Linked DNA regions of Homo sapiens: region 2 is linked to region 1. The links are chromatin loops, found by intact Hi-C in ENCODE. Cell type or tissue: mammary epithelial cell. All regions are shown on one strand. Each heading gives the region's core, and the rest is flanking DNA. Links, peaks and the distances in the headings are about the cores only. Region 1 holds the start of LOC124900373 (a long non-coding RNA gene). Region 2 overlaps ADCY9 (adenylate cyclase 9).

Region 1 (12,232 bases), core at 2,450-10,449:
TTGGTTTTTTCTTCTAACTTTCTTTCTTTCTTTTTTTTTCTTTTTTTTTTTTTTTCGATGGATTCTCGCTGTGTCGCCCAGGCTGGAGTGCAGTGGCATGATCTCGGCTCACTGCAGCCTCTGCCTTCCAGGTTCTAGCACTTCTCCTGCCTCAGCCTCCCAGGTTGCTGGGATTACAGGCACCCGCCACCAGCTAATTTTTGTATTTTTTAGTAGAGATGGAGTTTCATCATGTTGGCCAGGCTGGTCTCGAACTCCTGACCTCAGGTGATCTGCCCACCTCGGCCTCCCAGAGTGCTGGGATTAAAGGCGTGAGCCATCGTGCACGGCCGGTTTTTCTTCCAACTTTCTAAGTACTATAAGCTTGTTGTAAAATTTGGCAATATAGAAATGTATAAAATGGAAATGAAAATCTTTACTAATCCCATCCCTTAAAGATAGCCACTGTTAATAAGTTAGTGACTTGCTTTCCAAGCTTTAATCATCTTTCTTTAATCATCATATTTTTGATTATATCCTCTTACCAAAGTTCCTTTACCCCTCACCACAAAGGTTTCTAATTCAGAGACTTCCTTTAGCTCCCTTGATTCAAGGAGATAAAGTTAATTAGCAATCAGGAGATGAGGAGCCCTTTCCTGGCAAGGACAGAATTCTAAGACGGAGGGATTTTTAGCTCCTCGGTGGACTCAGTTCCGCTGCACCTTTTGCAGCATCTTGCCTGCTGGGTCTCCTCTCTGCAGTTTTCTTGTTCCCTGGCCTTTTATCCTCCTGATCACACATACCTTCCCAGGTTCTCCAGGAAAGTAGTGGATCAGTCACTTCCCCCTGCAACGTCATTGTAGGCATGATTACATCTTGGAGTGTTCTCTCAACAAGAGTCAGTGTAGCATGGGGTTCCGGGCCTGAGCTCTGGTGTCACATTGCTTGGAGTTCAAATTTCAATTCTTCTTCTTTTTTTTTTTTTTTTCTTGGAGACAAGAGTTTCTCTGTTTCCCAGGCTGGAGTGCAGTGGGGCGATCTTGGCTCACTGCAACCTCTGCCTCCCAGGTTCAAGTGATTCTCCTGCCTCAGCCTCCTGAGTAGCTGGTACTACAGGTGCACGCCACCATGCCTGGCTAATTTTTGTATTTTTAGTAGAGACGGGGGTTTTACCGTGTTGGCCAGGGTGGTTTTGAACCCCTGACCTCAAGTGATCTTGCCACCTTGGCCTCCCAAAGTGTTGGGATTACAGGCATGAGCCACTGCGCCCAGCCTCAACTCTCTTTTTTTTTTTTTTTAGACAGAGTCTCACTCTGTCACTCAGGCTGGAGTGCAGTGGCATGATCTCGGCTCACTGCAACCTCCACCTCCTGGGTTCAAGCGATTCTTCTGCCTCGACCTCCCAAGTAGCTGGGATTACAGGTGCCCACCACCACGCCTGGCTAATTTTTGTATTTTTAGTAGAGATGGGGTTTCACTATGTTGGCCAGGCTGGTCTCGAACTCTTGACCTGAAGCGATCTGCCCACCTTGGCCTCCCAAAGTGCTGGGATTACTCAACTCTCCTTCTTAGAGTCCTTTGTGACCTTGGGTTCCCTGGGCCTTGGTTTTCTCATCTCTGAAGTGGGGCTGGGAGCAACTCTTGCAGCACTGGGTTGGAACGTGCTGGCCACAGTGCTCACACATCGAGAACACGCCGTAAATGCTCCCCGGGCCTCCGCTTCCTGGTGTCGTCATCCTTATTCAGAATGAACAAGAAATCACTCCTTCAGAGTAATGTTTCAGACAGAGGAGAGAGCTTTGTGGGGGCCCTCTGGCGTGCTCACAGAAGCTTTGGTATTCGTCAACCACTGTAGGAGCCAAGCATTTCCTACAGAATGCAGGGAGCAGGGCTGGCGGGGAGATAGTGCGTGAAAAGAGAGGCTGGTGTTGGGAAAGAAACAGAGACAGAACGGTGGCCGGCGGACAAACGACAATAAGCCAGGATGATGGTGTCACTGCAGCCGGGTGCGGAGTTTCTTTCTGGGGTGATGAAAGTGTTCTAGGTTGATGGTGGTGATGGTTGCACAGCCCTGTGTGAATATGCTAGACACCACTGAATTGTACCCTGGAAACAGATGAATTGTACGGTATGTGAATTATATCTCAATAAAGCTGTTATTAAAAAAAAGATGGACAGTCCCAGCTACTCAGGAAGCTGAGGCAGGAGTATTGCTTGAGGCCAGGGGTTGGAGGCTGCAGTGAGCCGAGATTGCACCACGGCACTCCAGCCTAGGCAACAGAACCAGACGCTTCTCTTTAAACAAAAACCTAAACAATTGTAGATTTTTTTAAAATGAGGCTTTTTGTTTTTTTTATGCCAAAACCCTTCATAGACATGAAATAACAGAAGAGTAAGATTGGCGGGGGGGGGGGGGGCGGTTTCATCAGTACAGGTTACCTGAAAGAACTGAGTTGTTGGTCTGACCTCTGCTAGGACTCGCCATGTGTCATGGCAGGCCTGGCACCTGAAGGAGAGCTTTAGCAATTTGCACTCACATCATCCTGGACCTCAGCCTGGGTGATGGTCACTGTCTTGAGACAGCTTCAGAACAGGCAACCTGGGTGTGGCCGCCTTGTCAACCAGAGATAATAAAAACACAGGTAAACCTCTGCACCTCCATCGTCATGCCGAATTATAACAACAGCACATATTTGTTGAAGTCTTACTATGCACTAGGCACAGTGCTGAGTGCCCATGATGCAGAGGGGAATTTGAGAGTGTCAGTCATTTCTGCCCCTTCGGATCACGCACTGCTTTCCAGTGTTCCCAGGAGACCAGTTTTGAGGTTAGAATTCTGCTTCTTACAGTGAGGACTGATTCTGACTCCTAGGAGGACGAAAGCCCCTTTTAAATTTACTTTGGCTGGGTGTGGTGGCTCACGGCTGTAATCCCAGCACTCTGGGAGGCCGAGGTGGGTGGATCACTTGAGGTCAGCATTTTCAGACCAGCCTGGCCAACATGGTGAAACACCATCTCTACTAAAAATACAAAAATTACCTAAGTGTGGTGGTGCACGCCTATCGTCCCAGCTACTTGGGAGGCTGAGGCAGGAGAATCCCTGGAGCCCGGGAGCGGAGGTTACAGTGAGCTGAGATTGCATCACTGCACTCCAGCCTGGATGACAGAGTGAGACTCGTCTCAAAAACAAAACAAAACACAACAAAACATTACTTTGAAGCCACAGCATTTTGCACAGGTAGGAAAACTGCTGGGCCTGGAGATCTTCTATAAATATGTTGAGAGCTGATGTTGAAGAGATTATTGAAGAATCCTGATGTCACAGAATTTTCTATAGACAACCTCCTTGCGGGGAGGGCGCAGCTTTCGGGTTCTGTATCGCACAACACCGGCTGGGAGCTCCCTGCATGTGTGTTTCCAGCACTGCCTGTCTATGGGAGCTAAGGAAGTGGCTTCAAAACCGCTTGCCAGAGACGCGCAGTCACCCAGTCGTTGCAGCGCTTGTACTTGTGGGAGCTGTCTTGCAGGCTCAGGCATCTTTGATAAGGAATTCCTCATACTTAGAAGTGGCACCTTTGTTCTGCTGGGGAATTGTTCCCAAAAGGTATCTTTTTTTTTTTTTGAAACGGATCCTCGCTCTGTCGCCCACGCTGGAGTGCAGTGGCACCATCTCGGCTCACTGCAAGCTCTGCCTTCTGGGTTCATGCCGTTCTCCTGCCTCAGCCTCCCAAGTAGCTGGGACTACAGGCGCCCGGCGCCACGCCTGGCTAATTTTTTTGTATTTTTAGTAGAGACGGGGTTTCACCGTGTTAGCCGGGATGGTCTCGATCTCCTGACCTCGTGATCCCCCCACCCCGGCCTCCCAAAGTGCTGGGATTGTAGGTGTGAGCCACCGCGTCTGGCCTTTTTTTTTTTCCTTTTTGAGACAGAGTCTTGCTCTGCTGCCCAGGCTGGAGTACAATGGCCTGATCTTGACTCACTGCAACCTCTACCTCCTGGGTTCAAGCAATTCTCCTGTCTCAGCCTCCCGAGTAGCTGGGATTATAGGTGTGTGCCACTATGCCCAGCTAATTTTTTGTATGTTTAGTAGAGACAGGGTTTCACCATGTTGGCCAGGTTGGTCTTGAACTCCTGACCTCAAGTGATCTGCTCGCCTCAGCCTCCCAAAGTACTGGGATTACAGGTGTAAGCCACCACGCCTGACCCCAAAAGACATCTAAAAAGGCTTTTTCACTTGTGAAATCTGCTGAATAGAGCTGGCTTCCTGAGGCCTGGGGGCCCTTCCCGGTGTGGAAGAATGGCTCTGCTGTTGGCTACCACAGTGCTGGGGCCTGTACTCCCACCTCCTCTGCCTCTGTCTGCCTTGTGTGCCTCCCCTTCCGCGGGGGCCCTGCTCTCTGCCTCTTTCTGACCTTCCAGAGTTTTTGAGGTGTGAGTGTGTTGTTGAATTTCATTTACATAATAATTAAAGAGTCAGGGTTTCATGATCTACTGATGTAAAACCCGCAAAAACCCTAAAATCTCGAGTGGTGTTGTACAGCATGTGGGATTCTTTTGTATAACTTGATGATTTTCAAAATATCCATTTCGGCTGGGCACAGTGGCTCACACCTGTAATCCCAGCACTTTGGGAGGTCGAGGCAGGTGGATCACGAGGTCAGGAGATTTAGACCATCCTGGCTAACACAGTGAAACCCGTCTCTACTAACAATACAAAATTAGCCGGGCATGGTGGCGGGCACCTGTAGTCCCAGCTACTCGGGAGGCTGAAGCAGGAGAATTGCTTGAACCCGGGAGGCGTAGCTTGCAGTGAGCCGAGATTGTGCCACTGCACTCCAGCCTGGGTGACAGAGCGAGAGTCCGTCTCAAAAAAAAAAAAAGAAAAAAATCCATTTAATCAGAGCCATACTTGTTGATTACTACAGGTGCTTCCCGTATCTAATACCTCCAGCAAGAAGGTTTGCGAAATGGGCAGAGAGTAATAGGAAGAGTTTCAGGAAGATGGTTTGAGTGAAAATCATTTCAGAACCGAGCCCTGCGAAGTCTTGGTTTCTGCAATCCACCACAGTTTGGGAAAATCGGGAATTTTGTTTAGTCCATTTCTATTTTTGTGCACCACAAATATGTAAACAAAGCTGGGATCTTCGTCGGGGGCGGAGGGAAGGGCGACAGAACCCTGACATCTAATACTGGTCATCGGTATTTCCATGTGTTTCCTGATCCCATTGTCTCTGCTATTTAAATTAATTAATTCCACAAGTATGCACTCAGTAAATATTGTGAGCCAGGCACTATTCTCGGCTCTGTGGTTGCATCAGTGAACAAAACAGACGCTAATCCTGCTTTCGTGAGCCATCTATAATAGAATGGGCGAGTCAAGAAATTGACACATGCATTAGAAAAATATGTAGCGTGTCGCTGGTAAGTGCTTGAGAGCTCATCAGGGAAGGGCAGGAGTTTGTGGAGTGGGGGTGAGGGATGTGGGGTGGGGCGGGGCAAGGGTGGCAAGAGGCCTGGGGCTGCTGGTTGCAACTGTAACCAGAGTGGCCAGGGAAATCCTTGCTCCTCTGGGTAATGCCCTATCCAGAAGACCCTTGCAAATTTCTAAAATGCTGTGTTTTATTACCGAGAAAGAGTCGTCTGGGAGCTCTCCGAGGCAAATAACTTTTGAAGTTGGCATGAGCAGGATATTGTGCAATGGGGCTCACTGGCTGCGTCCCAGGCCTCCGCATCTGATGTGAACCACAGCTTTGCAATCGGGTCCCCGTGCCATCCAAAAATATTTTGTGACCTTGCCGGTTGGCAGTTTTTTAAAAATGTTATTTTCAGTCTCCAAAAAAGGGAAACATCAAAGTGCAGGCTGTCCACTCCTGCCCTTCTTGATAGACACAGACAGCTGGGCCACACAATCAGCCATTGTGGCGACAAGTGCCCAACTGTTATAAATAGACGGCGGGCTCGCACGTGAAGCGCTCCAGAGGAAGGGCAAGTGCTCTGGGGACACTGCCAACTGCTGTTTCCGTCGAGAGCTCTTCTCAAAGATCAATATTATTTTATGTCTCAGTGACTGAATTTGAAAAAACGACTGTGAAAGCACCTGGTAACTTAACTGTCTCCAGGATTCCATTCCAAACGCATCTTCTCTCTTCACTGTTAATCTTAGATGTTTCCCATGCTTATTTAGTAATCATTGCCTGACGGCCCACTTCACTGCGATTTACAGTCTCTTGCGGCTCACTTGAAATGGTAGAGTTATGGATAACCGCGCTGGTGTATGTGCGTGTGATGCGTGGCCGGAAGCGCATGCCCATTGAATAATCACGTTCGTCCCACATCTTAGCCCCTCTTCCAAGACATGTTTACTATCGTTTACGTGTGACATGTCAAAACATCTTAAAACTATGCCACGCATGTAATAGGCTCTCAGTGATTAAAAAATCAGTTTGTCTCTTAAGGAGAAAAGAATAACAGCATGTGACTCTTGTGAGTCCCTGACAAAGAATCTGTTGTTCCCCGTGCACTTGAAGAGCCGCTCATGTCAAGAAGCAACTTGTGATTATGCAATGTGTGACTTAAGGCATTGTCAGATGCGTTCGGCTGAAACGGGACCCCGCCCCAGCAGTTTGCCTTACTAAGTTAACATGGTAGGTCAGATTTTAGTATTGTAGAAAAAGCCACATTCAATATTCTTTGAGTAGCATATTTATTTCCTAGGGCTACTGTACCAAAGTACCTCAAACCAGGTGGCTTCAAACAACAGAGTTACACGCTAGTTGATATCTAGTGATTCAAAGAACAGAATTCCACACTAGTTGTTATCTAGGAATGCGGAGTGAGTGATAGAGGGGGTTTTGGTGGCGTTATATTCTAATTTTGAAGTAAGTTTAAATTTACAGAGATGCTCCCAAACAGTATAAAGAATTCCCAAATACTCTTCACCCAGATTCCCTGAATTAACATTCCGACATGTTTGTCTGTCTGTCTCTCCACATACACACATCCCTTTTTTCCGGAATAATTTGAGAATAGACTGCAGAGAGTGCCTCTAGATTCTCCTGTGTGGGTTTCCTAAAAACAAGGACGCTGTCCCGGATAGCCTGCACCGACCTGCCCAAATCAGGACGTGGGCACTGTCACACCATGCCACCAAATGCAGAGGCCCCGGAGCCCGCCCAGGACCACAGGCGCCGTCTGTGTCAATGGCTCTCGAGTCTCCTTCAATCTGGGGCTGTTCCTTCGTCTCTGTCTTTCACGACCTTGACATTTTTTTAAGAGAACAGGCCAGTTACTTTGTAGAATGTCCCTCGGTTTGGGCTGGTCTCATATTCCTTCATGATGAGAATCAGGTGGTAGGTTCCTGGCAGGAGAGTCCCTGCAGGGTTGTCACGACAGGAACGCACACAGGTCTGATCAGTCCCATTTCTGGAGAAGTTAACTTATCATTTGGTTGAGGTGGTGTCTACCAGGTTTCTCCACTGTAAAATTAATTTGTTGGTATTTTGTAATTATCAGTTAAAAAGTACTGTTTCTGGTGGGGAGATTTTTTGGGGACTCGGAAAATATCCTGTTTCTCATTAAGCTTTTTGCCCATTTGTTTTAGCATCCTGGGATGATTCTTGCCTGAGGGAATTAGTATGAGCATTGCCAAATGGTGATGTTTCTAGTTGCATTGTTTCTTTTGCATTGATTAGTTGGCATTCCACTGCAAGCTGGAGCTTGCCTGCTGTCTTTCTCTCCTTCCTATCAATACACTCATAGACTCCTATTTTACCCATTGGGTTATAATTCATTACCATTATCATTTGCTTCGATACCCAGATTGTCCCAGATTTGGCCAAAAGCAGCGCCTCCAAGCTGGCCCCTGTGTTCTTTTGATGTGTTCATGTCATTCTTTGAGCACATCTTTACTTCTTCTTCTTTTTTTTTTTTTTTTAGATGGAGTCTTGCTCTGTTGCCCAGGTGGGAGTTCAGTGGCGTGATCTCTGCTCATTGCAAGCTCCGCCTCCCGGGTTCACGCCATTCTCCCGCCTCAGTCTCCCGAGTAGCTGGGACTACAGGCGCCCGCCACCACGCCCGGCTAATTTTTGTATTTTTAGTAGAGACGGGGTTTCACTGTGTTAACCAGGATGGTCTCAATCCCCTGACCTCGTGATCTGCCTGCCTCAGCCTCCCAAAGTGTTGGGATTACAGGTGAGAGCCACCATGCCTGGCCAGGTTTTTTCGTTTTTGTTTTTGTTTTTTTTGAGATGGAATCTCACTCTGTTGCCCCGGCTGGAGTGCAATGGCGTGATCATGGCTCACTGAAACCTCTGCCTCCTGGGTCCATGCAATTCTCCTGCCTCAGCCTCCCATGTAGCTGGGATTACAGGCGTGCGCCACCACACCCAGCTAATTTTTGTATATTTAGTAGAGATGGGGTTTCACCATGTTGGCCAGGCTGATCTCCAACTTGTAACCTCAGGTGATCTGCCTGCCTCGTCCTCCCAAAGTGCTGGGATGACAGGTGTGAGCCACTGCTCCCGGCCACATGTTTAGTTCTTGGTTCTAGGCTCACCCGGAACTTTCCTTGCTCCAGCCCTGGAATCAGCCATTTCTCCAATAAGCCCTGGTTCCTTTTAGTAGAAAGTGGTTTTTAGAAACCAGGATCTAAGTATTAGGTGTGTTCACGCTACTGGGCTATTACGGCTACAAGGACTTCTCAAGCAGCGTAGTTAGGAATTTTTTTTTTTTTTTTTTTTTTTTGAGACGGAGTTTCACTCTTGTTGCCAAGACTGGCATGCAGTGGCAGGAACTTGGCTCACCGCAACCTCTGCCTCCCGGTTCAAGCAGTTCTCCTGCCTCAGCCTCCCTAGTAGCTGGGATTACAGGCATGCGCCACCACGTCCGGCTAATTTTGTATTTTTAGTAGAGACGGGGTTTCACCATGTTGGTCAGGCTGGGTCTCAAACTCCTGACCTCAGGTGACCCATCCATCTTGGCTTCCCAGAGTGCTGGGATTACAGGCATGAGCCACCGCGCCTGGCATAGCTAGGAAATTAAACATATGCATGTACTTCCCTACACGTACACATATGTTTGTACATACACACACGGGCACACATGCGTTTGTAGTTCTTTGTATCCATCTGTCCCGCTCGTATCTATGTATCCATTCATCTCATATAAAAATCATGATACCATCCAAGTCAAATGGTTTGTTTCAGCTTTCTCCCCTTTCCTTGGCTGTGCCCCTCTTTTCTAACAATAACAGTAACAGCTCTTATCATATTAACTGTTTTTATTTATTGACCCTTGTATGTCACCAGTCTTCTGACATGCAGGCCATCCAGTCCATGTTCCTGGCCCAGGAACATGGCAGCCAAGGGTCCCCACCCCCACTTCGGCCCCCAACAGTGGACTCTCGGGATAGTTCTTTTTTTTTTTTTGAGACACAGTCTCACTCTGTCACCCAGGCTGGAGTATAGTGGTGTGATCTCGGCTCACTGCAGCCACTAACTCCTGGGTTCAAGCAGTCCTCCCACCCTAGCTTCCTGAGTAGCAGGGACTACAGGTGTACACCATCATGCCCGTCTACTTTTGTATTTTTTGTAGAAACAGGGTCGGTCTTACCTTGTTGCCCAGGCTGGTGGATAGTTCTTTATAGCAGTAGCCTAAACAGAAAAACATATACAACATAAGCTAAGAAAAAGGCCTCCCTTATCGATATTTCTGGGTTAATCTGAAAGATTTTGAAGTCTGGAAGAATCAGCTGGTTGTTGGTAAAGGGACGGTGGACATGAAGGATGCGGAAGGGATGGGTTGGAGGCGGGAGGTGAGTTTCATGTGGTGTTTTTGACTCAGAGGGTCACTTTTATTGTTCTGCCTTGTAGTCAGAAGAAAAATCTTTTCACGTGGTTTCGGCTCAGAAGTATGTTAGAAAGTAGACTACAGAGACTGAAGGTGACATTCCAGAGACTTTTTAAGGATAATCTGGCCAAAGGTGTTTACTATTTGATTAGCCAGCATCCTTGGGCTCGGCTAGGGTCTTGGTCTGGTCTGAGAACATGTTGGGGGATTGTGCCAGTGTCGGTGGTGGGTGCCTGTGCCTGGTCATCTATGGGCAGCTAGGGGTGGGTGCTGCCCCTTCCGACTTTCTCTCCACTGCAGAGACGAAGCCTTCAGCAGCATTTCCCTGGACCCTCTTCTCTCTGGTCCCAGGTCAGGTTCTGTACAGCAATGGAAAGCAGGGGAGAGGATGCCCACGCTGTGCGTGGCCGTTTGGAGCAGACTCAGGGACCAGTGGGACCTCCTCTTCTGGGTGAGCTTGGCAACCACTCTTTTAGGAATTCCAGTTTGTAATGCCTTCCGGGTGAGCCCTGTGAGTCGCTTGCTCTTAGTAGTGTCCTTTGCTGCCCCAGCCTTCTGCTTCCCTGTATTTAAAACCTTTCTGAGCCAGGATTACGATTTCCTGATACCATGACTGACCCTTGGTCGTTATGAGTCCTGATGGTCCCAGGAGCTTTTCCTTCATTTGCTTGGGTTTTGAGTTGTGAGCTGGAGACCAGGGGTTTTGCTTGATGGGGACATTCCTGGCTCTTCTCCTGGGGAGTGACCATGGGCCCTGCCTAGGTGAGATCCTCTGGATTGTGAGGAGGGACTTGAGCAGCCCTACTAGAGTGCCGTCTATGGGAACCCTCAGCATCGCCTGTCCAAGCCAGCATCTAGTGGACGCTCACGCTGTGTGAGACACTGAGCTTATCCAGCAAGGGCAGAAATGGCAGCTCTTGGGAAAGAAGGGAGTGGGGCATCGCTGTGTCTCCTATTATTTGCCATTGTGGCCTCCCTCTCCAGGTGCACCGAGGGGCCTATCTGTGTGATTCTTGCAGGGGTACTGACGTCCGTTTCATCTCACCCGTGTCCCTCTACAAGTGCAGGAGTTGTAGGGCTATGTTATTCTTAGGTAGCTTAATGGATCCATTTTCATAATAAACTCCATTTTATTTTGTTTGCCATTGTACTGCCATTTGCGGAACAAAGAGAAGTTATATAAACCACAGAAGGGGGAGAATGTGACCCAGGAATAAACTGTTGTGTTTCACAGTAAGTGTATGGAACTAATTTAGAATGATTTTTCATTGTCAAACAAAGAACAAATGGAAATTTGAACAATGCATGGTTACTTTTAACAAAGACTTCATTTTAATGTTATTAGTGTTTTCTCATTTTAAAATGGCAGTGCAAATATAACCTTAAAATAGGGTTTATGACTAATTACATTTCTTTTTTGTATGTCTGACAATTTCCAATTATTGGGTGTTTGTGTTCCCCAGCCCACCCTCCCCCAAAAATGACAGGGAACAGAAACCAGTGAAAAGATCTCTCTTTGGCGCCCTTCCCAGACTAGGACCTGTTTTGTTCAGGGTGAGCACAGAGGAGAACTGGGTCCTCTTGTCAGGCTGAAGGGGACGTCACAGAAGCCCCAAGTGGGTCACGGCAGAGCGTCAGCCAGAACCTCCAGGGCTCACTCCCAGGCCTCAGTCACCAGATGCTTCGTGGCTACCTGGGTAAGGGAGGGTTCAGGGCAAGTTAGGGACTGCAATGAGAAAACAACACACTCTGGCCGGATGCGGTGGCTCACGCCTGTAATCCCAGCACTTTGGGAGGCCGAGGCGGGCGGATCACCTGAGGTCAGGAGTTCGAGATCAGCCTGGCCAACGTGGATTTCAACCAAGGACCTGCTTGGTCATAGATTTCAACCGAAGGACCTGATTGGTCATGGATTTCAACCAAAGGACCTGATTGGTCATGGATTTCAACCAAAGGACCTGATTGGTCATGCAGACAGAACTTTGAAGGCTGTCATGGGTTGTGTCCATGTTGTTTGGTTTTCCATCTTGAACGAATACCAGTGTGCGTCTAACAGCTCACACAGAAGCCCATTGGTTACAAAGGAATTGCAATTGTCAATCCAATTGCCCCCCAGGGAGAACTGAAGATTTTTTTAAATAATGTCTTCGTAACAGCTGTGTAAGTCCCCCAGGCCCTTAACTAGAGAAACCACATCACAGAATTTTATTTACTTTATAAATTCTAATATTTTAGAATTAAGATAATTTGTAGTTTAGATGATTTTTGCTAAGCTAGCTCTCTCTTTCTTTTTATCTCTTCCTTTCTCTCTTTTCTTTCTTTCTTTGATGGAGTCTCAAAAAAAGGAGAAGGGTGTCCAAACATCCTGGATGAAAATGGCTCCATGCTGTCATAGAATTTTATTTAC
Region 2 (12,232 bases), core at 3,689-11,688, 70 kb after region 1:
CATCTCCCAGGTTCAAGTGATTCTCCTGCCTTAGCCACCCGAGTAGCTGGGATTACAGGCACCTGCCACCAGGCCTGGCTAATTTTTGTATTTTTTGTAGAAACGGGGGTTCACCATGTTGGCCAGGCTGGTCCCGAGCTCCTGACCTCAGGTGATCCGCTTGCCTCGGCCTCCCAAAGGTCTGGGGATTACAAGGATGAGCCACCGCGCCCAGCCTCGTCTAATTTACTTCTGATAGTCACTGTATGAGGGAGAGAGGCTAACACAGCTATATTTGCTTTCTGAAATCATGTTAACGTTCCCTTAGTTTCTAGTAATTTTCTGCAGTATAGAAAGGATATTACTATTTGCTGGCAATTCATAAATGAATGAAAGAGTCATGGAAAGCGGGGTTGATTTCCCTGCTATTAAAATCACTGAGCTTTATCATTCTGCAGGTTTCACATGCAATCTGCATATGTGACAATAGCACCAAAATTACGCTAACTATAAACACAATTTTGTGATAACAACCTGTTAGCTTTTACGGTGGCAATTACTGTCAGTGCTCTGAATGACAGGACCGCCGGTTCTGAATTATGTTTTCGTTTGAAGCCTCCAAATCCATGTAAGTACTCTCAGCACAGTGATCTGCGTGTTCTTCACAAAAGATTGTTTCAAAGAACAGAAAAGCTGCCTTCATCTTCTCCTAATCCTAGACATTAGGAATGTGTTTTCAAAAACAAGCCTCAGCAGCTCACGCTGTCATCCCAGCACTTTGGGAGGCCGAGATGGGTGGATCTCTTGAGCCCAGGAGTTCGAGACCAGCCTGACCAACATGGTGAAACCCCGCGTCTGCTAAAAAATACAAAAATTAGCTGGGTGCGGTGGCAGGCGCCTGTAATCCCAGCTACTCAGGAGGCTGAGGCAGGAGAATTGCTTGAACCTGGGAGGCGGAGATTGCAGTGAGCCAAGATCGCTGCGCCATTGCACTCCAGCCTGGGCGACAGAGTGAGACCTTGCCTCAAAAAAAAAAAACCCCAAAAAACCAAGGTTCTGATGATGTGTGCTATAATCATGGTGGATGGTCATTCTTTAACGAAGGTGAAACACAAAATATGATTATGCTTTGAGGTGCGAAGGACTTTCCACAGATCTGTTTTAACAAGGGGCAGCTGAGTGGCGTCTGTTCCACAGGCGCTTTTAGACGCAGCTGTTGTAATATACCTAATGAGCAGCGTTTTGGTAGCTAATTATGATCTGAAAACATTGGCACAGTTATGGTGCTGGGTATTGATCGACTGCATTTGTTGTGTCTTCTAGCCTGATGAAAGATTACTTTTTTAAGCCGCCCATTAATCAGTTCAGCCTGAACTTCCTGGATCAGGAGCTGGAGCGATCCTACAGGACCAGCTATCAGGAAGAGGTGCGTTCATTTCTCCTTGCGCTTTTACTAAAGAATGTGTTTGTTGTTCTCACATGGTCATTCACTGTTAGTTTTGTGCTTTACCAAGGGATGGGAACACGAAGGCGAACATTGATTTCCCACACTCTGTAAACCCTAAGTGGCAACTGTACATGAAATGTCTCTTTGCAAAGGAGGAAAAAAACCCTTTCTTTAGTCCTTTGTCTTAAAGCGCAGCCTCGCCATTACTAGCCCCTTTCCTCTGCCGTGGCATCTCCAGGCTATCCCCAGCCTTGGAAGGGGCCCCCCCACCACAACCTGTCCTGAAAGGAAACCCCCAACCTGCCCTGGAAGGAAACCCCCCCACCTGCCTTGGAAGGGGCCCCCACACCTGCCCTGGTAAAGGAACCCCCCCCACCTGCCATGGAAGGGGTCCCCCACCTGCCCTGGAAAGGAACCCCTCCCCACCTGCCCTGGAAAGGAACCCCGACACCTGCCCTGGAAGGGAACCCCCCACACCTGCCCTGGAAGGGAATCCCCCACACCTGCCCTGGAAGGGAACCCCCCACCTGCCCTGGAAGGGAACTCCCCACCGACCTGCCCTGGAAGAGCCCCCGTCCCACCTGTCCTGGAGTCTTGGGTGAGACTCTTCTCTGTTGCCCTCCCTGCTTTCTTCCCCTGAGAAGGGCCCAGGAGGCCTTCACCTCTCTCTCTAACTCCGGCTCCATGTTCCCTCTCCCGCCCCCACCGCCTTAACCCCTTGTACTTGACTTCTCAGCCCATCACCCAATCCCACTTCCTCCAAGAAGCTCTCCCCGACTGCAGACTGGATTGTACTTCCCTTCATACACTTCCTTCTCCGTGTGTGCCCCATTTTGGAATCTTTCCGTGTGTGGTTCTGGATTCGTGTTCCTCCCTCCCTAGATGCTCAGCTCTGTGAGGTAGGACCCCCGTCTCTCTCCTCCAGCCCCTCCTTACAGCCTCCAGCACAGTCCCAACACCCATCTCTCTCCTCCAGCCCCTCCTCACAGCCTCCAGCAGAGTCCCAGCGCTCACAAGTGCTCCTTAGGGGGTTGCTGGAAGGAATAATACAAGAACCTAGAGCCTGGTTTGAATCCTGGCGGCTTCCAGACTGCATTCTCTCCTCTGGGCCCAAACCTAACCTCTGAGTGTTCCCAAGTCAAGAGTGGATGCCCTCCCCACCCGGAACAAAAGGGATTTCTCACTCTGATTCCCTTGGTTCCTCCAGCAGGTCTTCATTAAACTCCGTGGTGTCCTGGCTTGGGCTCTAGAGAGACCCTGGTGAGCCCAGTAGAGCCAGTTCATGCCTCGTGGGGTGGGAGGTGCCCCCTTCCGTCAGCCTCCAAGGGACAGTGAATATCCGTTAATGTCCCAGACATGGCTCCCGGAGTGGACTTGCAAGTTGGCAGTTGGCTGGTTGGTGGCCCGTAAGGCAAAATATCGTCTCATTTAATGCTCATAGCAATGCTGTAGGGAAGCTGATGATTATCCTCCTTTTACCAAAGAGCTGACGCTGAGCAAGGCTGAACAGGTGGCTGTGGTCCCATAGCCGGGGTCGGACACGAGTGGTCTGGCTGCCAAACCAGGCGTCCGGGCCGCTTCTCGCCCTGCACTGCTGAGCCTCCCAAACAGCAGACACCTTTGCCATGCCTTCCTCCAGGCACCAAATGTACGCTCAGCCTCTGCTCTGCCAGGGACTGTTCTTGGTGCTGGGGAAGGGGGAAAGACGTGGCCTGATGGGGAGCAGGAATTAGAAACAACATCCGGAGCTGGAGGTCTGCGAGTGCCCTCCCAGCACACGGCGAGGCACCAAGCCCAGGCTGGGGGCTCCAAGGGGGGAACTCCTGAGCCTGCCTCAGTGGGGGGACTAGGAATTAATGGAATGTGGGATGAGGGAACATTCTGGAGAGTGGGGCCAGCACCCACAAACGTTAGAGATACCAAAGAGCCTGGTTCGTCCAGGGAGTTGCAGGCGCATCCGGGGCAGGGTGGGGCAGGAGTGGCAGGACGTGGCAGGGGCCAGGTCACGGCTCCCATGCCATGGACTTTATGCCACAGGCCATGGGGAGCTGTTGAAGGATCTGGAACAGGTTGTGTTACAAAGATCACACAGCTCACACCTGTAATCCCAATTACTCAGGAAGCTGAGGCAGGAGGATCACTTGAGGCCAGTAGATAGACCAGCCTGGGCAACATAGTGAGACCCTGTCTCTTCCAACAAAAAGAAGAAAAACATGGCCGGGCGCGGTGGCTCATGCCTGTAATCCCAGCACTTTGGGAGGCTGAGGCGGGCAGATCACCTGAGGTCAGGAGTTCGAGACCAGCCTGGCCAACATAGTGAAACCCCGTCTCTACTAAAAATACAAAACTTAGCCAGGTATGGTGGCGGGCGCCTGTAATCCCAGCTACTTGGGAAGCTGAGACAGGAAAATCGCCTGAACCCGGGAGGCGGAGGTTGCAGTGAGCCGAGACCATGCCGTTGCACTATTGCACTCCGGCCTGGGCAAGAAGAGTGAAACTCCGTCTCAAAAAAAGAAAAAAAACAAACATGTATCAGCTGAGTTTCGGAGGGTGATAAGAGTGTGGACAAGACAGGAGGCCACATGACAGGTGGGAGGCTGTTACCGAAACTCAGGGCAGGTGGCCACAGGGTCCCGGTGGGGAGGAAAGGAGAGATGCCAGGACAAGGGAGCCTCCCAGCTGGCCCGCGTTTGGGGACTCATTGTGCTGGGGGCTCCACGTGGGTGCGTTCTTAGCCGAGCATCCCACCGCCCACAAGGTGCAAGTACTGGTTTATCCCTGGTTTTGGATAAAGAGACTGAGGCATGGACGCGTGGGTATCATAGCTAATCATGGTGGAGTGGCCTTGAGCCCAGACAGCCCGGCTGCAGAGCCTGTGCTCTGATGATGGTGGGACGGCCGCACCCGGAGGCCCTGGGATGTGGGTAGTGAGCAGGGCGGAGCCTGGCCCACGGTGCCCTGGCAGCCAGTGGCACTGTCCCTGGGTTTCGCCCATGGGGAGAGAGGGCGAAAGAGTGTCATGATGTGGGGGAGCGTCGTTCTCAGTGGGACTGGGACAGGTGGCACTCCCGGGATGCACAGGGGTGGGGCAGATGGGCCTGGGAGCCTCTGGCATCAGGGCCAGGGGTGGCCCAGAGGGGGAGGCTGTGGCAGGGACAGGTGTCTCTGGCAAGTAGCAGGGCAGGCAGGAGAGACTGCAAGGGAGGTGGAGGGAGGAGCGGGGCCTCTGGCAGCGTCCATGGATGGGGCAGTTCTACAGAGGAGATGGCAGCCCCAATCAGGAAAGGCCCTGTACCCGAGCCCTTGGCTTGGAAGGTGGGAGGTGTGGGCTCTCAGAAGGACGGCAGCCCACGTGGAAACCTTCCGGCCTCACATGTGGGCAAGGCAGTGATGTCTCAGGGACATCACATGCATGCACCCGGCCCTGACTCGAACCCCTGACGGGCACTAGATGGAGCCCCACAGAAAGGGGACGTGCGTGGGCCTCTGCCAAGGTGAGTGGGCATGGGCAGTGTCGCCCCTGAAATTCCTACACCTGGCCGGGTACAGTGGCTCAGGCCTGTAATCCCAGCACTTTGGGAGGCCGAGGCAGGCAGATCACGAGGTCGAGATAGAGACCATCCTAGCCAACTTGGTGAAATCCCATCTCTACTAATCATACAAAAATTAGCTGGGCGTGGTGGCGGGTGCCTGTCCTCCCAGCTACTCCAGAGGCTGAGGCAGGAGAATTGCTTGAACCTGGGAGGCGGAGGTTGCAGTGAGCCAAGATCGCGCCACTGCACTCCAGCCTGGCGACAGCCAGATCCCATCTCAAAAAAAAAAAAAAAAAAAAGGAAAAGAAAAGAAAAATGAAAAAAAAGAAATTCCCACACCTTCTGAGGGGATTCCAGGGCTGGGACCTGACTTGCCCTTTTGGGCACTACAGAGCCTCCAGCTTCCTTGGAGAGAATTTGGAACCAAACCCTAACCCCCAGGTTGCCCTGGCAGGGTCCAGCCTGGCATCAGGGCTGACTGGCAGCCTTGCTCCCACCGTCCAAGTGCCCCTCCTGCCCTCCCACCTAGTTCCTGGGAGTGGTCGAGGCACCCGGAGCTGGTTTGTCCCAAAGAACGCACACCGCACCCAGGGCTGCCAGGAGACCTTTCCGCTCCGTGCGTCTCCAGCTCCTGCCCTCAGCCCCGAGCCTGGCCGGGATGCTGAGTGGACACCCATGGCCTCTCAGGGGTTGCCAGAAGGTTGCAAGGCCAAATGGAAAGCAGCTGAACTGGCTACATCCCTTCCTCTCCCAACCACAGCCTCTGCCTTTGGATCCTACACCTTCCTCTAGGTTAGGGACACACTCAGGAGTCAACCGGTCCATGCCAAGTCCTGGCCTGGCTCCTTGTTCGCTGTGTGCCCTAGGGGTAGCCCCTGGCCTTGGCCTCCCAATCTGTACACCGAGATGGGTGGTAGTTCCTGCCTGTGGGGTGCCGTGAGCGTCAATGGAGATCGCACCTCCCCAGAGCCTTGCAGGGCCTGGGCCTGGTCACCTCTTGGACGTGTCAGCATCGTTATTTCTCCCCCTCAATTGCCGAACACTAGTGTGTGCCTCTCTAGTGTACTGGCCCCCAGCACAGAGCCAGGCCCCGTAGGTTCCCAGGCGATGATGTGCCACTTAAATCCCCGTCGGCCACTTCCGCCACGAAGCCCCGCTTTCGCACCTGCTGAACCTAGGACTCCGCCATGCAGCAGGACCGCCCTGCACATTGCTCTCGTCCAACTGCCTTACAGATGCAGGGACCTCACCTGCGCCAGTCAGTAACTCATCTTGCAGCTAAATATATAATGTGTCTATGAGAATGTGCTGGGTCATAATCAGTTGCTCTGTGACCCTGGCAGGGTTTTTTTTGTGTTTTTTTGTTTTCGGAAACGGTATAATTCTGCAGTGGTGTGATCATAGTTCACTGCGGCTTCAAACTCCTGGGCTCAAGCAATCCTCCCACCTCAGATCCCAAGTACCTGGGACTACAGGCACAAACCACTATGCCCAGCTAATTATTTTATTTTTTGGTAGACGGGGTCTCGCTATGTTGCCCAGGCTGGAGTGCAGTGGCATGATTATAGCTCACTGCGGCCTGAAACTCCTGGGCTCACACAATCCTCCTGCGTCATCCTCCTGAGTAGCTGGGACCACACTCACGCACTGCCATGCCTGGCTAATTTTAAAGTTTTTTGTAGAGATGGAGTCTCACTGTGTTACGCTGGCCGGGAACTCCTGGGCTCCAGCGACCCTCCTACGTCAGCCTCCCAAAGTGTCGGGATTACAGGCGTGAGCCACCGTGCCCAGCCCCCTGGGCAAGTTTAACTTCTCTGTGCCTTGGACTCCCCAGTGTTAAATGGGGTAGTAGAGGGAGACAGCCCTCCGAGAGCCTTCCTGCCCTGTGCCTGGCCCAGAGCAGCAGTGCTCCGCACGTGTTGCCTGTTTCTCCATCTGAACTGCGCTCCTGGCCGCCCATGGCCTCCCAGTCATTCTGCTCCACTCCTGCTCCACACAGGTCATAAAGAACTCCCCCGTGAAGACGTTTGCTAGTCCCACCTTCAGCTCCCTCCTGGATGTGTTTCTGTCGACCACAGTGTTTCTGACGCTGTCCACCACCTGCTTCCTGAAGTACGAGGCGGCCACCGTGCCTCCCCCGCCCGCCGCCCTGGCGGTCTTCAGTGCAGCCCTGCTGCTGGAGGTGCTGTCCCTCGCGGTGTCCATCAGGTAAGCGCCGCGTGGACTGGGTCTCCAGCTCTGAGCCGTTAGCTCCCTCTTCTGGCTCCATGGCTTATGGCTGAGCGGTTGGACTGGTCCCCAGCCAGCTGTCCCTGCTGGCTGATTTCTGGAGATGGGTCCCCGTGTCCTCCCCGAGCCCTGTGCCCCAGCATCCTCCCTCCCTGACGTTGGCCCAGATGCGGGGGGACCACCTCGCTGGAGGGGGCGGTGCCTCCACAGCCCCAACCGCTGCCAGCTTGTCCCCAGATTTCCAGGTTCAGAGACTGCAAAGGAGAAGGTGAGAAGATAGGAAACAATCTGGAGGAAGGAAAGGAAAAGACATGAGCGGGGGTAGTGGGCCTGGGACAGCAGGCGCCTCTTCAGAGTACCGGAGCCAAACAGCATCTCCACGCACTTGCCTCAGGCAGTGGTCTCTTGGATGTGACGCCAACAGAAGAAAGAATAGACAAGCCCAACTTCCTCAGAAGTTAAGCTGTTGCGCTACAAAGAACACCATCAAGAAAGAGAAAGAACCCACAGAACGGGAGGGAACACTTGCAGATCAGGCCTCGGACAAGGTCTAACATCTAGAATGGATAAAGAGCACACATAGCCTGATAATAAAAAGACAGCTCATTTTAAAGGGGACAGAGGCTCCGAATAGACCACAGGTGCGTCTTGGGAAAGCTGGGCCCTCGGGACCAGCCTGGCTCCCTGAGGGGGCTCGCAGCGGCTCTGTATTCCTGAGCAGGAAGGTGGCCCTGTGTGGTCCCCGTCCTGGGCACCACAAGCCCCTTGGGTGGTCCTGTCACCCTCAACAGGATGGCTGCCGGCCTAGCAGAGTCCCACTAGCAACGGTGCCCCGGAGCTGGGCTTCAAACAGACATGGGGAGGCAGCCCTGACCTTGAGCGTCTGCTGCCCTTATCCAACATCCCAGGGCAGAAATGAATGGCTTTGAGTCTGGCGTGAGGCGCCGGAATGCTGGCTTCTCCCATCTGGGGTGGGCAGGCTGGGATTCCTGCCCCCTCCTTCCCACCTGCACTGTACCCAGGACCCTTTCAGCTTCCTCCGAGGCCGCCATGGGCCATGCTGTCTGTGGCGTGTGCTCAGTGTTTCCCAGAACTCCCTGTGGGCTCATGCCCCATCACCCCCAGCGAGCAGCCCTCTTCCTGGCACAGCCTCCCCTCCTGCCTCAGTGCCCTCCTGTGCTTCTGGGGACCCCTCCCAAAGGAGCCGTCGCCTGCAAACCCTTTCAGGGTCCACTTCCCCAGAACCCAAACCAGACATCCTCAGGCCCCTGGTTGGTTTGTTTTTCCTCTTTAAAAAGATCAGCTTTAGGCTGGGCATGGTGGCTCATGCCTGTAATCCCAGCACTTTGGGAGGCCAAGGCAGGTGGATCACCTGAGGCTGGGAGTTCGAGACCAGCCTGGACAGCATGGTGAAACCTCATCTCTACTAAAAAATACCAAAAAAAAAAAAATAGCCATTCTTGGTTGTGGGCACGTGTAACCCCAGCTACTCGGGAGGCTGAGGCAGGAGAATCAACTTGAACCCAGGAGGTGGAGATTGCAGTGAGCTGAGATCGCACCATTGCACTCCATTCTGGGTGACGAGCAAAACTCCATCTCAAAAAAGAAAAAAAAGAAGATCTGCTTTATTGTGACATGATTTATATACAATAAACTCATTCAAGTGGACAACTCAGTGATTTTTAGCAAATTTGAAGAATTGTATGAATATCACCACTATGTAACTATCGGGCACCTCCATCACCCCAAAAAGAAACCCATCCTCATGGGCAGTCACTCCCCCAGGTCTGCCTTCCCTGGTCCACCCCCAGGTTTTCCTCTAATGTGGGTAGCTGTAGCGTCTTGAGGGCTCTGAGGCCAGCATTGTCTCCATTCCTTTTTACTTTCACCCTTTAGCTATTATTCCCTGCTCCTTCAGACCCAATTCTAAAGCATTGAGGGCAACCCCGGTGTAGACTGCCGAGGGCTGGGGTGAGGTGCGCTGGAACTGCCTGCACAGACATACTCCCCAAGGATCTGGTGAAGGTGGTGGCTGCTGCACCCCTGAACAGGCCTGTGGTGGGATTTGGTTCCATTTACCAGGAATCGTCAAGCCTGGGAGAGGCCCAGACCCTGAAAGGCTTCCCTGGCCCCTCTGAGGGCCGTGTTGAGGACCCCAGGTTGACGGGAACCTGCGCTGTGGGGTATACGGGCACCCCATCCCTTTCCTGTACAGGAGGAAAGCCAGGCGCCTCCTCAGTGACTGGCCCAGGCCCCGCCCGTTGCCTCCAGGAGGCTTCCTGCATCACCCTCTCTGCTCTGCCCCAGCAGGCGTGAGGTCTCATTTTCAGATCCCTGCAGTCTCAGGGACCAGCATGAAGGCCCCCTCCAACCTCACATCTTTCCCGCTGCTGACTGGGAACTTGGTTCCCTCTGTCCCCCCTCCTAGGGCCTCTGTATTCTGCATATTTGTGGTTATTCTTGGAAGTATTCCAAAGTCTTCATTATCCTTTAAATATCAGGAAGCCAGGGCTGTCCAGGACCCTAAAAGGGTGAGGCTGTGCCTGCGTCCATGTGGGGAATGGCTGGAGAGTGAGCGTTCCCTCGCCTGGCCACACCACGCAGCCAAGAGGGAGAGGCATGGTAGGTGTTCAGGCCCGAAGGCTGGGGGCGGGGGGCTCTGTGCCAGAGGCTTTTTTGCTGTTCAGTCACAACAGCGGCCCCCGCCCAGCCTCTCCTGAGGCAGGGACAGCAGGCCTATCCCCAGCTCCCTGGCAGCAAGCTTGAGAGAAGGACTGTCTCCCCACGAGGACCCCACACCTTCTCTTCACCTCCCCATGTGGCCCCACCATGGCCCAGGGGTCCTTGGACTCAGCCAAGACCTGTTCCTCCTCCTCACAGTGGTTCTTGGCCCGCACACTCAGCTGCTTCTTTATACAGAAACTTTTATTGTGTCAACATCACACTCCTGAAACGAAGCCCGCTAGACACACGCCTGCAAAAGGAGTCAGTGAATACAGTCGCTCTGCTTAGAAGGACAAAGTCTTTTAAAATGAAATACGTGGTGCTGGACCTCACGTACAACAGAGCCCCGCTGTCTGGAGAGTCCTGAAGCCGCCAGCTAGAGGTGAACATGCACGATGAACATGACAGCCCAGATGCAGACGGCACGCGTGTGCGGGTTTGGTGGTCTAAGCGCCACGAGCCAGGTTCAGCCTGTGGTGTGATTTTCTGAAACACTGATGATGATGCCCCAAACAGCAGAGACCACTGTCACTCAGTTTCCACAGGAGCTGCGCTCCAAGAAAATCCAGGGTGTGTCAGCACCACCACAGAGCACCCTGTTTGTAGCTGGGACACAGCCTCTGGGCTAAGATGCTGTCAGCAGCCTTCTGCCTTTGCAGGTGCCCAGGGGCTTGGCTGCTGTGTGGGGTGCAGGGCAGAACCTCCCTGGGTGGCACCTGCCCACATGCAGGACAGCTCTGTCCCTGGCGCCTGCCCACCAGATGCCAGGACCGCCTCTTCTGCTGCGACAACTGCACGGGCTCCACAGAATTCCAGGACGCCTCCAAAGCTGCCCCCGTCAAGACCTCCTGCCTCAGAAGCTGATGGGAGCCGGTGACGGCAACGTGGTGGCCCCCAGGAGACTCTCCTCAGGGCCTGTGATACTCTCACGTGTTCTGTTAGGCGAGCGAAGCATGTGCTTTTCACAAGCATATTTTATCACAACGCAACATGTGACCCTAGAATCAGGTACAATGAGCTAAGCCTGGCTTCCTTGCCTTCTACCAAAAGTGAGGGAGGTAGACTCCCACCCCACGCCTGCTCTCACGCCCATCCCAGGGGCAACACGGGAGAGAGCAGAGGGCGGCGCTGGCTGCGGCCTCGCACCTGTCTCCTGGCCGATGACCCACCCCGGGCCCCGTCGCTCCTGCTAACCCCCATGCCTCTCGCAGGATGGTGTTCTTCCTGGAGGACGTCATGGCCTGCACCAAGCGCCTGCTGGAGTGGATCGCCGGCTGGCTACCACGTCACTGCATCGGGGCCATCCTGGTGTCGCTTCCCGCACTGGCCGTCTACTCCCATGTCACCTCCGAATATGAGACCAACATACACGTAAGTAAAGGCTCAGCCGTTTTATTTCCACGCTCTCCTGGACTCCCTAATCTCTCTTTTCTTTAAATCACTTGGGATAGCAATTTAAAAATAAACCCTTTGGCCAGGCATGGTGGCTCACGCCTGTAATCCCAGCACTGTGGGAGGTGGAGGTGGGCAGATCACAAGGTCAAGAGATCGAGACCATCCTGGCCAACATGGTGAAACCCCGTCTCTACTAAAAATACAATTAGCTGGTCATGGTGGCAGGCGCCTTTAATCCCAGCTACTTGGGAGGCTGAGGCAGGAGAATCGCTTGAACCTGGGAGGCAGAGGTTGCAGTGAGCTGAGGTTGCACCACCACACTGCAGCCTGGGTGATGGAGCGAGACTGCGTCACAAAATAAAATAAAATAAATAAAATAAAATAAACCCTTGAAGAGGCACGAACTCTTTTACTCTCCTGAGCCAGCTTTTTTAGAAGCCGACTTAGCATTGGCCTGCCCAGATGCTCACGCCCGGGCAGTGGCCGGGCTGGGGAGTCCCCGGTGGGCACGAGTCCCTGCCAGTGTGGCTTCTTCTTCATCAAGTTCCAAATCAGTTATTTTCCTTCACATTTTACAAAGAAGCGTCTGTCCCACCTTTCCTAACCATGCGAGAAGCATACCTGGCACACAGAATTGACTTGTGCCCGGGTCGGCTGCTGCTGATCAGGAAGGGAACTGTGCTAAACTCCGTGGAGAGGGAACCAGCACGGCCGTGGGAGATGATCCTTCTGGTGCAAGTGAGCATGAGCTTCCGGGCGGGCTGATGGTGTTTGACACTTTAGCCCCAAATCACATCTCACTGGGCCCCAAGGAAAAGTGTTTTGAAGGAAACTGATCACACAGCGTTTCTCAAACAGGGAGGCCTCCCTTTCCTTTCCACGAAGACACGTGCCATTTCCCACACCTGCAGAAGAGTGTGATGCC

What was found. Hi-C counts contacts between places; a loop is a spot of excess contacts. Peaks named below come from ENCODE experiments on the same cell type or tissue, not always from the same donor. Only the 100,000 strongest peaks of a DNase experiment are listed, where the experiment ranks them.
Region 2: it touches region 1 in a loop (2.3-fold over the local background); 3 of 110 quality-filtered maps call a loop at or near these places.

Annotation. Positions count from the first base shown.
Region 1 is chr16:4,047,203-4,059,434 of GRCh38, reverse strand. The region is part of intron 2 of ADCY9 (adenylate cyclase 9); the gene reads left to right. It overlaps LOC124900373 (a long non-coding RNA gene), which reads left to right and starts at 4,815. Exons shown (of 2, transcript XR_007064957.1): 1 at 4,815-5,400; 2 at 5,614-9,163. In mammary epithelial cell, for the core only: no CTCF peak of the experiment used is centred there; DNase peaks (open chromatin) are centred at 5,424, 6,534 and 7,634; H3K27ac peaks cover 2,527 bases.
Region 2 is chr16:3,978,167-3,990,398 of GRCh38, reverse strand. It overlaps ADCY9 (adenylate cyclase 9), which reads left to right. Exons shown (of 11, transcript NM_001116.4): 6 at 1,303-1,405; 7 at 6,959-7,167; 8 at 11,124-11,283. Among named protein-coding and RNA genes, the nearest start is that of TRIDDENT, 34 kb to the right of the region's middle. RefSeq lists enhancers at 2,658-3,157, 7,428-7,950, 7,951-8,474. In mammary epithelial cell, for the core only: a CTCF peak has its summit at 7,213 (motif pointing left); a DNase peak (open chromatin) is centred at 7,198.